3 separate regions of the Homo sapiens genome follow, and all the other regions are linked to region 1. Evidence: chromatin contacts called from ENCODE Hi-C data. All regions are on one chromosome and are shown on one strand. Each heading gives the region's core, a stretch centred on a gene start or an enhancer-like site at or near the end of the contact. The rest is flanking DNA. Distances are from core to core; before and after follow the strand shown.

What was found. A loop is a pair of places that touch in the nucleus more often than their neighbours do. Pooled maps may share reads with other maps.
Region 2: a loop to region 1 is called in a map of B cell, with 16 times the contacts of the local background. The contact joins the promoter of SMIM8 here to the promoter of MAP3K7 in region 1. A Hi-C loop is called at or near these places in 3 of 168 maps with a recorded cell type or tissue (B cell and CD8-positive, alpha-beta T cell) and 6 of 50 pooled maps.
Region 3: a loop to region 1 is called in a pooled map, with 22 times the contacts of the local background. The contact joins the promoter of SYNCRIP here to the promoter of MAP3K7 in region 1. A Hi-C loop is called at or near these places in 7 of 50 pooled maps.

What each region holds. Positions count from the first base shown.
Region 1 is chr6:90,585,715-90,590,469 of GRCh38, reverse strand. It overlaps MAP3K7 (mitogen-activated protein kinase kinase kinase 7), which reads left to right and starts at 3,398. Exons shown (of 17, transcript NM_145331.3): 1 at 3,398-3,706. The coding sequence starts at 3,587. LOC124901363 (a long non-coding RNA gene) reads right to left here and starts at 3,676. Exons shown (of 2, transcript XR_007059680.1): 1 at 2,515-3,676. RefSeq lists silencers at 3,266-3,462, 3,459-3,578.
Region 2 is chr6:87,320,045-87,324,673 of GRCh38, reverse strand. SMIM8 (small integral membrane protein 8) reads right to left here and starts at 2,086. Exons shown (of 4, transcript NM_001042493.3): 1 at 2,042-2,086. GJB7 (gap junction protein beta 7) reads left to right here. Exons shown (of 3, transcript NM_198568.3): 2 at 1,631-1,808. RefSeq lists a silencer at 1,975-2,264.
Region 3 is chr6:85,640,400-85,645,099 of GRCh38, reverse strand. SYNCRIP (synaptotagmin binding cytoplasmic RNA interacting protein) reads left to right here and starts at 2,214. Exons shown (of 11, transcript NM_006372.5): 1 at 2,214-2,303; 2 at 3,649-3,808; 3 at 4,536-4,654. The coding sequence starts at 3,661. RefSeq lists silencers at 1,135-2,154, 2,745-2,894, 3,115-3,164.

The DNA of each region.
Region 1 (4,755 bases), core at 2,149-4,648:
GTCATGCTATGACATTACTATGGCTACAATGTCACTAGCCAATAGGATTTTTTCAGCTTCATTATAATCATATAGGACCACTGTCACATATGAGGTCCATTGACCAAAAAATCGTTATGCAGCGCATGACTGTGTGTATCCTCAAGCATCCTGTTCCCCATCCCTCAAGGGTAAACTTACCAAGGGCTTTTGAAAAAGAATGTTTAACTGCTCTTCTGAGATGGCTACCAAGAGATGCTCTCGGTTGTACTTTGTGATGTGTCATGTGAAAAATGAAACTGCTAGTACATGCATTCTCAATGGAGGCAATAACACCTCCACAGGGGGCAAAAACTGGAGAGAGAAAAAATCTTACTCTTTTTACATAGAAAGCACAAATATACATACAATACATAAATAGATATACAGTGTATCTGAGGTATTAAAACTTTGAGGAGGGGCATTAAGATGTCTAAAAAGGCTCCTTAAAAGAACAATAATGAAAAAAAAGATTGAAAAACACTATTGTAGAATATAGCAAATACCACAAAAGGCAGAAGAGAATAATGGAAACTCAATTATTGATGTTATCATCAAGCCTATGATGGAAATATGGAACACTTGTCTGACATATATATGACCCAGAACATTAAAGTGGTGTTACTTTAGTCCCAGTTTCTGCTAAGCCTCCATTAAAATAGGTCCCAGATATCCCTACACCCAAAATGAGCCAAATAAGATCAGAATCTCATTTAGAACAAGCAAAGAGGTGGTGGGAAATGGATTTTGAAACCCTTGTCCTCTCAACCCCTGGAGAGTATAAAAGGGCCAAAATTGAAGACAGAGTTGGAAGTTAGAGAGTAGTTATTAGGGTGCTGACATGAGGGAGAATGGTGGAGGGTGCTCAAACTCGGAGGGACTTCAAGGAATTTACTTAAATAGTTTTGATATGTATCCGGAAACGTGTGGAGACACACAGACTGGTGACTGAAGTTGACATGAAATTCTGAGGTCAAGTTTCTATCCTTAATTCATGAAAGTTAAAGGAAATGCAAAGTCAAAATTGAAGTGAACTGAGAGAGGTTCAGCTCCCCTCCATCATTCCTCTGCATTTAAACTTTATTACTTAGGATTATTTGGTTACAAGTGACAAAAATACAACTTGGACCAGCTTAAATGAAATGGTAATTTACTAGCTCACATAACCAAATCACAGAATGTAAGAGATGGATTGGACCTTGGGAATGACTGAACCCAGAGACATAAACACTGATGAAACTTTCCATCTATTACTAGAAGCTAGGGAAAAGGCGCAGGCAGACAAAAAAGAAAAAAGTAATCTGCAAGCAAGTTGGACAAAAATTGATTTTAGACTGGCATCAATATTAGAAGTCCAAATCAGTGGATAAAACATAGAAGTGTTGGGGTAGAAGATATTCAAAATCATGTAATCAATTCACTTTGAAATGCATCTAGCAAAATGGTAGATGGATGTAAATATGGATGGAGAGATGAGATGCACATATGTATATTATGATAAAGCAAGTATAGTAAAATGTTAAAGGTAGAATCCTGGTGGTGGGCATATAGGTGTTCACCATAAATTCTTTCAACTTTTCTCTATATTTGACATTTTTGTAACAAAATTTTGGGGGGAAAAATCAAGCAGGAGAACTGCATCATGGCTGTGGTAATTAATTAGTCCTTTGTCAAGATTCCAGTCCTAAACTGAAGGTACAGGAAACATATCTTACACTCCAGGGAAAGGGAGGACTGACAAAAGCTATTCATTTGTACAGAATATCTAAGTATTTATTGAGTTCCCACCTGGCAGCAAGATCAAGGTGTTAAAAGGAAATCGGATATAGACCTGCAGAGTTATAGCACAAGGTAAGAAGTGACCATCCTTGTTTGGAAATGCAAGGGGAATGACAGGTGAAAATGACTGTCCCACTGATTATATCAGCTTCTACTGGGTATCAGTGCACCACGCATCATTTCACATGCCCTGATTTCTCACTTGGACAACCAACTGGGTGATGGCATCCTTAAGTGACATAGGAAAATAACATAGGAATATATTTGTGGTGGGTGACAACTTTTGAATTTGCTGTGGTATCTTGAAGTTTAGGTGTTTGTCTAAGTAGAGATGACCAATAGGTCCAGAATTCAGGAAAAATCTTGAGTATTTGGAGATTAGGAGTCATCATTATAAAAATAGTATGAGAAACAGAGACCTTGGGTAAGAGCATGCAAAGAGAGAGTGTACAGTGAAAAGAAATTATCGTTTCTTTCATTTTTTTATCCACTCATCAAACTGTCACTGCGTGTCACTAGAACTACGAATAAAAAGTGACAGAATGTTTCCCAGGAGTTTGTAACTTCTTGATGGTCAAATCCAATGATCTATTTGCAATCCCAAATGTGTTTAACATAATTCCACAGTTAGGCTTTATGTCAAACGGACTATATAAAATTCAACAGTTAGTTTAAAACTAAAACTTGTGCTGGTAGTACAACATGAGCAATACTGACCATCTTGGGGACAGAATGATCTAGTTTGTGAGGACCATAATTGCTTTAAACTCTCAGCGTGTTTTCTCATGTCCTGAAAATGGTGACAAAAATATTCGATTTTCAAGGCGACTGTTGATGATTCATTTACCAATCTAAAGCACTAGTGCCCCGCACTCGTAATCCATAACTTGAGATGAACACACCAAATTATAAATATCTTATTCACCTAATCCGTGGAAAGTTTGTAACACCAAAATATTAACTTCTGTTCTTGATCACTCAGCCTCCATAGTTATTCATGTTGCATGATCTGATTCGCTCTTTTAGAATTTCTCATAGCGTCAGGTACTAGCTCAAAATAACAGGAGCAACTGCTTCTTTCCATATCCCACATTGAGGAAAACACATTTTGCAAGCCGTCTTAAAGAAACAGGTCAACTTAGTTTAGGGATGAAACTTAAAAGTAAGCTTCGTCACAAAAAACACAGTTCAACACCACCTCGCCCGGCTGCAGGCAGCTCAGAGGACAGGAAGTGAGGCCAAGACATATTTCACGCAGCACAGACTAAACCCCAGCTTTTATCTTTCCCGCTGGTCCTTAAGGGACCAACCGTACTGATTTTCCGTCATGTTCCGCGCCACTTCCGTTCGCGCACTTTAATTACGTCAGGCGTCCTCTCTCGCGGTATCATCCGGTTGCTGAGGCCCTGTAATAAAGGTCTCGCGAAATTTGTTCTAGAGGTCCAAGTTTGCTTCTTAGCTTACTCCACCCCACCCCCAACCTGTCCCTCCTTTTCTTTCCAAGTCACAAAATTCTCCCCTCCCCTACCCCGGAGTTTACGGCCCTCCTCCTGTTTCCGATTTCAGCCCGGAACCGGAAGTGTAGTGGGCGGGGCCCGTCGGCGGAAAACGCAGCGGAGCCAGAGCCGGACACGGCTGTGGCCGCTGCCTCTACCCCCGCCACGGATCGCCGGGTAGTAGGACTGCGCGGCTCCAGGCTGAGGGTCGGTCCGGAGGCGGGTGGGCGCGGGTCTCACCCGGATTGTCCGGGTGGCACCGTTCCCGGCCCCACCGGGCGCCGCGAGGGATCATGTCTACAGCCTCTGCCGCCTCCTCCTCCTCCTCGTCTTCGGCCGGTGAGATGATCGAAGCCCCTTCCCAGGTCCTCAACTTTGAAGAGATCGACTACAAGGAGATCGAGGTGGAAGAGGTGAGCGAGGCCCGGCATGGAGACGCCGGTCCCGGCCTGCCCCGCCCCCGCCTCTGCCTGGTGCCGGCTCTGAAGGTGCCTCCCGGGGCCCCTCTAATTCGCGGGACCCTGCGGGGTCCACCCGGGAGACCCCACAGCCCTCAGTAACGTGGGAGTGGGGGTTACTCTCTGAGCTCAACTGCTCGGGAGTAGCTGCCTTTTTTCCTCTCTTGGGTACTCTTGATTTTGGATTTGATATTCCGGTGATAAACAGGAGAATGAACTGGTGAGATAGTGTGGTCCACCAGTTCTCGTATCTGTAAGTAGTAGTTTCAGCGAAGATCGTAGCCGTTCTGGAGTTTCAGTCCGCTGGACGTAATGTTCTTTTTTTTTTTTTTTTTTTTTTGAGACGGAGTCTCGCTCTGTCGCCCAGGCCGGACTGCGGACTGCAGTGGCGCAATCTCGGCTCACTGCAAGCTCCGCTTCCCGGGTTCACGCCATTCTCCTGCCTCAGCCTCCCGAGTAGCTGGGACTACAGGCGCCCGCCACCGCGCCTGGCTAATTTTTTGTATTTTTAGTAGAGACGGGGTTTCACCTTGTTAGCCAGGATGGTCTCGATCTCCTGACCTCATGATCCACCCGCCTCGGCCTCCCAAAGTGCTGGGATTACAGGCGTGAGCCACCGGGCCCGGCCGGACGTAATGTTCTTAATGGCCAAAGATTGTATTATATTCGACTTCTACTTCAGTACCTGGCATGTAGGGGATGCTCAATAAATGCTTGTTAAATTAGTAGATCATCAAGTCTAATAAAGTGTTTCCCTTAGCACCGAATGGTTCTCAATTTCTCCGATACCGCACAGCAATACTCGTAATGTTTAAATGCTCGGCTTTCAGTTGGGCTAATGTAGGTGAATTTCACCATAAGTAACATAGACTGGTCTACGATCAAAAGATGTTTCAAGTAGCATATTCTGAAGAGATAACGAATGATTTCGGTGACAATCAGAATATAATATTAGACTAGAAATCGCTATCAGAAAACCCATATCCTTTCTTTATTCTGCAGTA
Region 2 (4,629 bases), core at 837-3,336, 3.3 Mb after region 1:
GCTACAGTAACCAAAACAGCATGGTACTGGTACCAAAACAGAGATATAGATCAATGGAATAGAACAGAGCCCTCAGAAATAACGCCACATATCTACAACTATCTGATCTTTGACAAACCTGAGAAAAACAAGCAATGGGGAAAGGATTCCCTATTTAATAAATGGTGCTGGGAAAACTGGCTAGCCATATGTAGAAAGCTGAAACTGGATCCCTTCCTTACACCTTATACAAAAATCAATTCAAGATGGATTAAAGACTTAAACGTTAGACCTAAAACCATAAAAACCCTAGAAGAAAACCTAAGCATTACCATTCAGGACATAGGCATGGGCAAGGACTTCATGTCTAAAACACCAAAAGCAATAGCAACCAAAGCCAAAATTGACAAATAGGATCTAATTAAAGAGCTTCTGCACAGCAAAAGAAACTACCATCAGAGTGAACAGGCAACCTACAAAATGGGAGAAAATTTTCACAACCTATTCATCTGACAAAGGGCTAATATCCAGAATCTACAATCAACTCAAGCAAATTTACAAGACAAAAACAAAGAACCCCATCAAAAAGTGGGCGAAGGACATGAACAGACACTTCTCAAAAGAAGACATTTATGCAGCCAAAACACACATGAAAAAATGCTCACCATCACTGGCCATCAGAGAAATGCAAATCAAAACCACAATGAGATACCATCTCACAGCAGTTAGAATGGCAATCATTAAAAAGTCAGGAAACAACAGGTGCTGGAGAGGCTGTGGAGAAACAGGAACACTTTTACACTGTTGGTGGCCTGTAAACCAGTACAACCATTGTGGAAGTCAGTGTGGCGATTCCTCAGGGATCTAGAACTAGAAATACCATTTGACCCAGCCATCCCATTACTGGGTATATACCCAAAGGACTATAAATCATGCTGCTGTAAAGACACAAGCACACGTATGTTTATTGCGGCATTATTCACAATAGCAAAGACCTGGAACCAACCCAAATGTCCAACAATGATAGACTGGATTAAGAAAATGTGGCACATATACACCATGTAATACTATGCAGCCATAAAAAATGATGAGTTCATGTCCTTTGTAGGGACATGGATGAAATTGGAAATCATCATTCTCAGTAAACTATCGCAAGAACAAAAAAGCAAACATCACATATTCTCACTCATAGGTGGGAATTGAACAATGGGAACACATGGACACAGGAAGGGGAACATCACACTCTGAGGTCTGTTGTGGGGTGGGGGGAGGGGGGAGGGATAGCATTGGGAGATATACCTAATGTTAGATGTCCAGTTGGTGGGTGCATCGCACCAGCATGGCACATGTATACATATGTAACTAACCTGCACATTGTGCACATGTACCCTAAAACTTATAATAATAACAAATAAATAAATAAACAAAACAAAACAAAAGTATCTTTCCACCTCTTGGATGTAGTACTGTCTCTGAAAAAAGGGGAAAGGCTTTGCTGGCGACAGCCTGAGTACTGACAATCTGAGTCTCATCTGGCTTCCCCCAATGTCATGGACTACTGTTCGGTGCCGAAGGCTTACTCAAAGACAGACGCATTGGAAGCCTCCAAAAGAAAACTTCATTCCGTTAAGTTCTACACATTGTGTTGCAGGGCTGAAAAAGCACGAGTGTCCGCACTATGACAAAAGAAAAGCGGCGTCTCCTCAAAACACCACCATGTTCCCCTATGAGTCTGGTGAGCCAAGACACTAAGAAACTGCAGGAAACGAGAGAGTTCTCGGGGTGGGGGTGTCCATGGATGAAGCACCGAACAAACTGGAGCCCGCAAGGTGAGTACGGGAAATGGGCTCTGTGGGGCCAGAGAGCTTCACCGACTTGGGGTGCGGGTACAGGGAGTCCACGGAGAGGCAAAGATTTGGGCTATCCGAGAGGACGCTCCCTCCCTGGGAGGGAGACCGGCAGGGCAGCTGGGAAGGGCAGAGACGGGAGCGTGATGGTGCGGCCGCCCTGGCCCCTCCAGGCCGGCGCCCAGCCACTCAACACCACCGAAGCCGCCGCTTACCTTTCGCGGGGTCACCTCCTCTCCTCGCCCGAGACGCCCCGCCCCGCTTCGCCGCCCCGCCTGCTAGAGAGAGCGGCGGAGGGCGCCCCGCCCGGCGCCACAGCGTCCCCTGTCTTCCGGAGGCTGCGGCGCAGCGGCGCGGGGCTGCGGGGACCCATCCAGTGCTAGCCTTTCCGGTTCTGAGGACCTCGCGCCCCTCCTTGGGGTCTGCGGGCTGAAGTGTGCAAGGGACGTTTTTGCTTTCTTCCCTTTTTGACCTTTAGTTTTCCACCTCCCAACTTCAAATTACGTTCCAGTTCGGTGTGTATGTTTGTATAAATAAAAGGAGACATCTCCTAGAAGTATGTTTATTTCATGAAAGTGGAAAGCATTCTGATTTGGGAAAGAAAGCTAGATCTGATTTCTTCCTACCCCTACTTTAGGGGAACAGTCATTTAAGTGTAGAGTTAATACTCTGCCATTACGTTAGGGCCTTGAGAGTCCAAGATGCAGGATGTATGCAGGTGCAGTTGAGACAAGAATAGATATAGGGATGCTGGTTTGCACATACTTTGCTGATGTTTAAGTTTGTTGGGATACACGTGAAAACTGATGTGGTTTGGCTCTGTGTCCCCACCCAAATCTCATATGGAATAATAGCCCCCTTGTGTTGAAGGAGGGGCCTGGTGAGAGGTCACTGAATCATGGGGCCGACTTCCCCCTTGCCATTCCCATGATGGAGTTCTCAGAAGATGTTTGTTTATAAGAGTGTAGCACTTCCCCCTTCACACTCTCTCTCTTTCTCTCTCTCTCCTGCACCACGGTAAGACGTGCTTGTTTCCTCTTCCACCATGATTGTAAGTTTCCTGAGGCCTCTGGAGCCATACCTCCTGTACAGCCTGTGGAACTGTGAGCTAATGAAACCTCTTTTCTTTATAAGTTACCCAGCCTCAGGTGGTTCTTTCTAGCAGTGTGAGAAGAGACTAATACAAAAACCAAAAATAAAATTCTAAGCACCACCATCACCAACCCACCCCTGAAAGGAATGGACCTCTGTCTTGGCCAAGGTAATCTCAAAAAAACCCTGAAAAATGAGTTCAGGCCCTGATGGGAAGGGGTGGGCGGTTGGATATGCCTCATTATACCTTCCTCCCGTTGGAGGTTAGACACAACTGACCAGCATTAACATTAAAACGGAGATCGTAAGACTGGTAAAATATACTGTAGCAATAAGAAAATTCCAACCTGACTCTGGAATAACATCACGTGACACATAGTGGGACCTGAAAGAAATAAAAATATGTTACCCCAAAATATATTTATTTGACTATTTTGAAATGGCCTCGCAAAGCTGTCTCTTGTTGGGGAAAACTTACATTCTATAGAAAATCTCTTTCCCTTACTAGATCTTTTTTTTTTTTTTTTTTGAGATGGAGTGTCGGAGTGTCACTCTGTCACCCAGGCTGGAGTGCAGTGGCATGATCTCGGCTCACTGCAACCTCCACCTCCTGGGTTCAAGCAATTCTCCTGCCTCATCCTCCCGAGTAGCTGGGACTACAGGTGTATGCCACCAAGCCTAGCTAATTTTTGCATTTTTAATAGAGACAGAGTTTCACCATATTGGTCAGGCTGGTCTCGAACTCCTGACCTCAGGCAATCCACCCACCTCGGCCTCCCAAAGTGCTGGGATTACAGGCGTGAGCCACTGTGCCTGGCCCCTTACTAGGTCTTTTCCAGAGAGTCTGACATCTTTTAAGGTCTGATAAGAGACATTCACATCTATTCTTTGAAGCCAGCTACCCGGAGGCTTTATCTACATAAGGAGAACCTTGGCTGCCACAACACCCCCGCTTACCTTAACTCCAGCTGGCTTCACATCTTCAGGCAGAGCTTAACTCTTTCAACTAATTGAAAATGTGAAAAATCTTTGAATTCATCTTTGACCTGGAAGCCCACCCCCACGCTGCTTTGAGATGGGCCAAACCAATGTATACCTTACATGTATTGATACATGTCTTTGCCTGTAACTTCCATTTCTCTAAAATGTATAAAATCAAGCTGTAGCCCGACCACCTTGGGCACATGTTCTCAGGACTGCCTGAGGCTGTGTCACAGGCCATGGTCCTTAACATTGGTGAAATAAACCTCTAAATTGATTGAGACCTATCTCATAGACTTTCTGGTTTACACAAGTTATATTAAAATGAACAGAATAGTTGGAATAGAAGGTACCAATATTTTGGCATGGGTTTATGTAAAGCTTTGGTAAATATGTTTCGAATTTAAAACTTTTTCTCCCAAGCCAAATTAACTTCACATTTGATTTGAGGTTTAATTTTTAAAAATTTTTAATATTTATGTGTATGTATTTATGGGGTACATGAGATATTTTGGTACAAGCATACAATGAATAATAATCACATCAGGGTAAATGGGGTATCCACCACATCGAGGATTTATCATTTATGTTACAAACATTCCAATTATACCCTTAGTTATTTTTAAATGTACAATCAACTATTGCTGACTGTAGTCACCGTGTTGTGCTATCAAATACTAGATCTTATTCATTTTATCTGACTATACTTTTGTACCCGCTAAAAATCCCC
Region 3 (4,700 bases), core at 965-3,464, 4.9 Mb after region 1:
TTAACGCCATTCTCCTGCCTCAGCCTCCAGGGTAGCTGGGACTACAGGCGCCCGCCACCACGCCTGGCTAATTTTTTTGTATTTTTAGTAGAGACGGGGTTTCACCGTGTTAGCCAGGATGGTCTCGATCTCCTGACCTTGTGATCCGCCCGCCTCGGCCTTCCAAAGTGCTGGGATTACAGGCGTGAGCCACCGCGCCCGGCCAATTTTTATTCTTGTTTAATCCATGGTATGACTCTTATTTTCATAGTTTTCTATTAAACATTTTGTTTTTCATGTATATCATTAACCACGACCTCTGCATTGTGAACAAAAATCCCTATGGCTGAAGCAGCTGAATATCACATATGTTTGATAGTAAGGAATCTGGGGTGGTGGAGATCTCAAATCCTTACTAAACAGGTTGGCTATGTGGTGCTTTGGCTAAAACATACTTCATATCTGATCCAAGTAGCTATGAAAATAATCTAGCATTTTATGTGCTTGTGCACTTTGAAGAGTGTTTATCTAACTTTTCCTCAAACCACTGATTTGTTATCATAGCACAGAGCTCATCTGGGGAACCAGTAAGCTCTTAAAAATAAGCTTTTTAATCAAAAGGACATTGTTTCTATTTTTCATTACAGCTGCCCTGGATAAAATTAGTATCCATATCGCGTCTGTAATTCAAATGCCTTTGTCTTGTCTTTCTTGTACCTAGTAAACGATTATAAAGGAAACGTCATTTCACAGAAGATTTAGTTGCCAAGGTTTTTTTTAAAAGAAACACAGACATTTTTCTCAAAGTTGTTCTAACCACGCAGCTTTGTGCTGTTTCAAGTTGCTCAAACTGTGCCAGGAGGAAGCCCTTAACTGCTTAAAAGGCCAGGGACTGAAACGGAGTATTGCACAACCCTTCACCACCGGGCGGTTTCGCTTCCAAATCTGGCCTTCGTGTCATCCCAAGGCAGGAGCCGCTCCTCGCTCCACTGGAGCCAGCCCCGTTCCCCCTTCAAAAGCAGCCGGGGTTTCCGCGTCCAAGCCTGGGGCGCCCCTCCCTTCGCCGAAGGTTCCCGTGAAAGCGGAGCCGCGCGGCTGCGAGGAGGGCCCACTGTCCAGTTGGGGAGATCGAGTCTCCAAGGGCGACTCTCGCACTCGAGTACCGCCAGTCCGGCGGACCAAAGGTCCGCGGGTCTCCGCGCCGCTCCCCTCCCCCTTGGCCCCATTGTCTGCCTCGCCCCGCCCCGGGGGACACGTGCGCCTGCAGCTTCCCGAGGAGGAGAGCGCGGGGCGGTGGCAGCGGCGTGGACACCGCCTGGAACGGCTACGCGGCCGCGGAGCCGGGGGCGGGGGCCGGGCGCGCACAGACCGGTGGGTGCCCTCCGGGAAGCGGCAGTCGCACTCAGCGCCCACAGCACTCTGCCCCGCCAGCCCCGGACCGGGCAGGGATGGGGCGGGCGGGAGCTCGGTGGGGGTGGCGTGCGCATGGTGTCGCGGGGAGGGGGTGGGGTGGGGCGGGGTGGGGAGATGCCAGTCTCCTGACAAAGGAAAACGAGTGGGACACGCTGAGCCGGCCCGCCCCGCCTGGAGGGGAGAGGGAGGGGGAGTGTCGGGAGGGGAAGGGGCGGGCCTTTCATTCAGTCTCGGCCCCTCGGCCGCCACCGTCGGAGCGGAAGGGCGGGGTCTTGTGCCTCCCCCACCCCCAACCCAAGGGGTGAGGAGCGGGGAAGGCGGCGCGGCGTGGGGGCGGAGCCCGCGGGCGCGCGTCCCGAGGCGTAGGCTACGTTGTCACGTCAGCGCGGGAGAGAGAAAGAGAGGAGCCGACTCGGCAGGGACTGGGGGACCGGGCCGAGAGTGCGAGCGAGCGAGGGAGGGAGTGAGGGAGCGTGCGAGCCAGAAGGGGAAAGGCGGCCACTCGTGCCTGAGCGACCGCAGAGGGGAGTGGGAGCAGTGGGGTAAAGGAGCGGGGGGCGGGAATAAGAAAGGCCGAGAGAAGGCGGACAGAGGCTAGTGGTGGTGGTGGTGGTAGGGGGAGAAGGAGGAGCTGGAGGAGGGCAGGGGCTGAGGGAGTGAGTGAAGCGGACGCGCGAGGGAGGGGAGGGAAGGGAAGGGAAGGGAAGGGGGGGTCACGCGGGGGCGCGCGCGCGCACCGGGAGCGCGCTCGGAGGCGAGTGGAACTGGATCGGGTTTGCTGCCAGCGGCGTGAGCTTCGGCCGCCATTTTACAACAGCTCCACTCGCGCCGGACACAGGGAGCAGCGAGCACGCGTTTCCCGCAACCCGATACCATCGGACAGGATTTCTCCGCCTCAGCCCAACGGGGAGGTAACGACTGCCAGAACCTGGGTGTGGGAGGGGAGCTCCATGACATTGTGGAGTGAGCTGGGGGAGGGTGGCGCGGGTAGAAACCGGCTTTTCTGGAAAATGGATTCCAATGGGGAGAAGAGCACGTTGACTGGGGCTGCCTGGGAGTAGGCCGCGGCCCGCGCCGCCACTTCCTCCTTTCCATGTGCTGCTGCGGTTCGGGCTTTGTCTGCGGCGCTTTGGGAGGAGGCGCCTCCACGGTCCCGTGGCCCGCACGGACCGCGAGCGGCTTCAGAGTTGGTGCTGTCGTGGCGGTCGCCGCGGCGCGGGAGTGGGCGGAGAGGAGTGGGTCTTGTCCTGCAGCCGTGCGGCGAGCTTGGGCGGTGCTCACGGTCCCGCGGGCGTTGAGCCGTCCGCTGAACGCCCTCACGCTGCTGGGTTGCCGGGCAGGCGTCGCAGTCACTGCACGGAAGGGTAAGGGGTGGGGACCTGCACAGCGCGCCACGGGTCACGTCTCGGCCGGGCGGGCGGCCGGGGGTCGTCGGCGCCCGGGGAGCGCCAGGGGCGGAGAGCCATGTGTCACGGCGGAGACGGCGGCGCTGGGGGGCGGGGAGAGCCTGTGGCCTGGCGCCGCCGGTGCCTCGGTGTTCAGGGGAGAGATTGTGCTGCTGCAGCTTTCTGGGGGCTCCGACCGCGGCTTCGGGTTGATGTTGGGAACCAGTGATGGTCGTCTTGGTTTGGGATTCGTTGGGTTGCCGTTGAAGGAAGTTGTAGGACATTGGAAGGCGCAGAGCACGTGTTTCTAATGGGCTCCTGGCGGCCGCAGTGGTGAGACTGCCGCTCTGGGTGCGGAGTCAGGGGCGGGCTTTGGGGTGCGGGGTTAAAGGGTGGAGAAATTGGGTGGTGGGAAGGTGGCTTGTATGAGCGCTTTGTTCTTCGCTGGCTGTTGTTACCGATCTATAAGCGGCAGGCGGGAAAAGCGCGCACTTTGGGGGTTTATCTTTGAGAGAGAGGAGCCCAGTTTTGCTTTCTCCACACACACCTCATTTTCCGAACGGGCACAGCTGCATGTGGCACGCTGGCTCGTACCCGTGCTGATTGGGCTCTATTTGTAATATGGTTTTTCCTAGGGAGTGTTAGCAGGTGAGTCAGGGGTGGTGCTGAGGAAGAATATGGTGAATCGGTCCTTCTGTGCCCTGTGCTCCAAATCTGGCTTGTCAGGCGATAGTGACTGTAAGGCTTTTTTAAAGGGAGGTATAGGCTAGCTGGTGTAGTAAATGGTAGAGAAAGTAAAGATGGGGCTCTCATATTGTCTTGTATTCTTTTTGAAGATCCTAGTTTAATTTTGCTTATTGCGTTTGAACAGATCTCTGGAAACATGGCTACAGAACATGTTAATGGAAATGGTACTGAAGAGCCCATGGATACTACTTCTGCAGTTATCCATTCAGAAAATTTTCAGACATTGCTTGATGCTGGTTTACCACAGAAAGTTGCTGAAAAACTAGATGAAATTTACGTTGCAGGTAAGAACTAACACTTGCAAAATTACATTATGAAATTTTTCTATTGGATTTCTGGCTTTGAGCTAAAATAGCAACTTTTTGTGGTTTCCAATAAGTGTGGGTACTGGAGTTTTGCTTGTTGTGATAGTTGGTTAATTTAAGTTTGAAGTAGAGGTTAAGATGTATAGAGGGAGGGAAGAAGAGAAGGTTAGGAGCTAAAGGCTGGCTTGCATGCTGGCCTGATGGATAAGTATATGATAGTAGCAACAGCTGCTAAATGTTGGGAACAGGCCATGTGACTTTTTTGAGTATTTTTATAGTAGGATTCTTCTTAAATAACTTGGTAACTGTAGACTTGTTTTCTTGTCTTTCTGGTGCGGCTGTTAACTTTTTCTGGTGGTATTTGAAATTGAGTAGAGGTTCAGTTGTCATGCTTGGTACTTTGTTGGTTGATTCTAGGATTCGTAAGTCTGTATACTGTAAAAATACCGTAGTGTTCAGAGTTATCAGACTTTGGAGATAAAAGATGTAAAAGAAGTTAGCTGATTATTGTAAGTGTGGTTGGTAGGGCATATTTAGTTCAGGATTCAGTTCAGAGTGGCTGAAGTGTGTGTTTTTTTTTTTTCAGGTATAGATGAGGGGAGTAGAAGAATTGTAAAGGCACACATGTACCTGTATTGCCAACATAGTCTTCTCTAAAAAATCTTTTCTAAAAATATTAAAAGCTGATAACTTTTATTTTTTTCAGGGCTAGTTGCACATAGTGATTTAGATGAAAGAGCTATTGAAGCTTTAAAAGAATTCAATGAAGACGGTGCATTGGCAGTTCTTCAACAGTTTAAAGACAGTGATCTCTCTCATGTTCAGGTAATGTTAATGTCAATGTGAAAATTAAAAAATTTGAGTAGTTTTG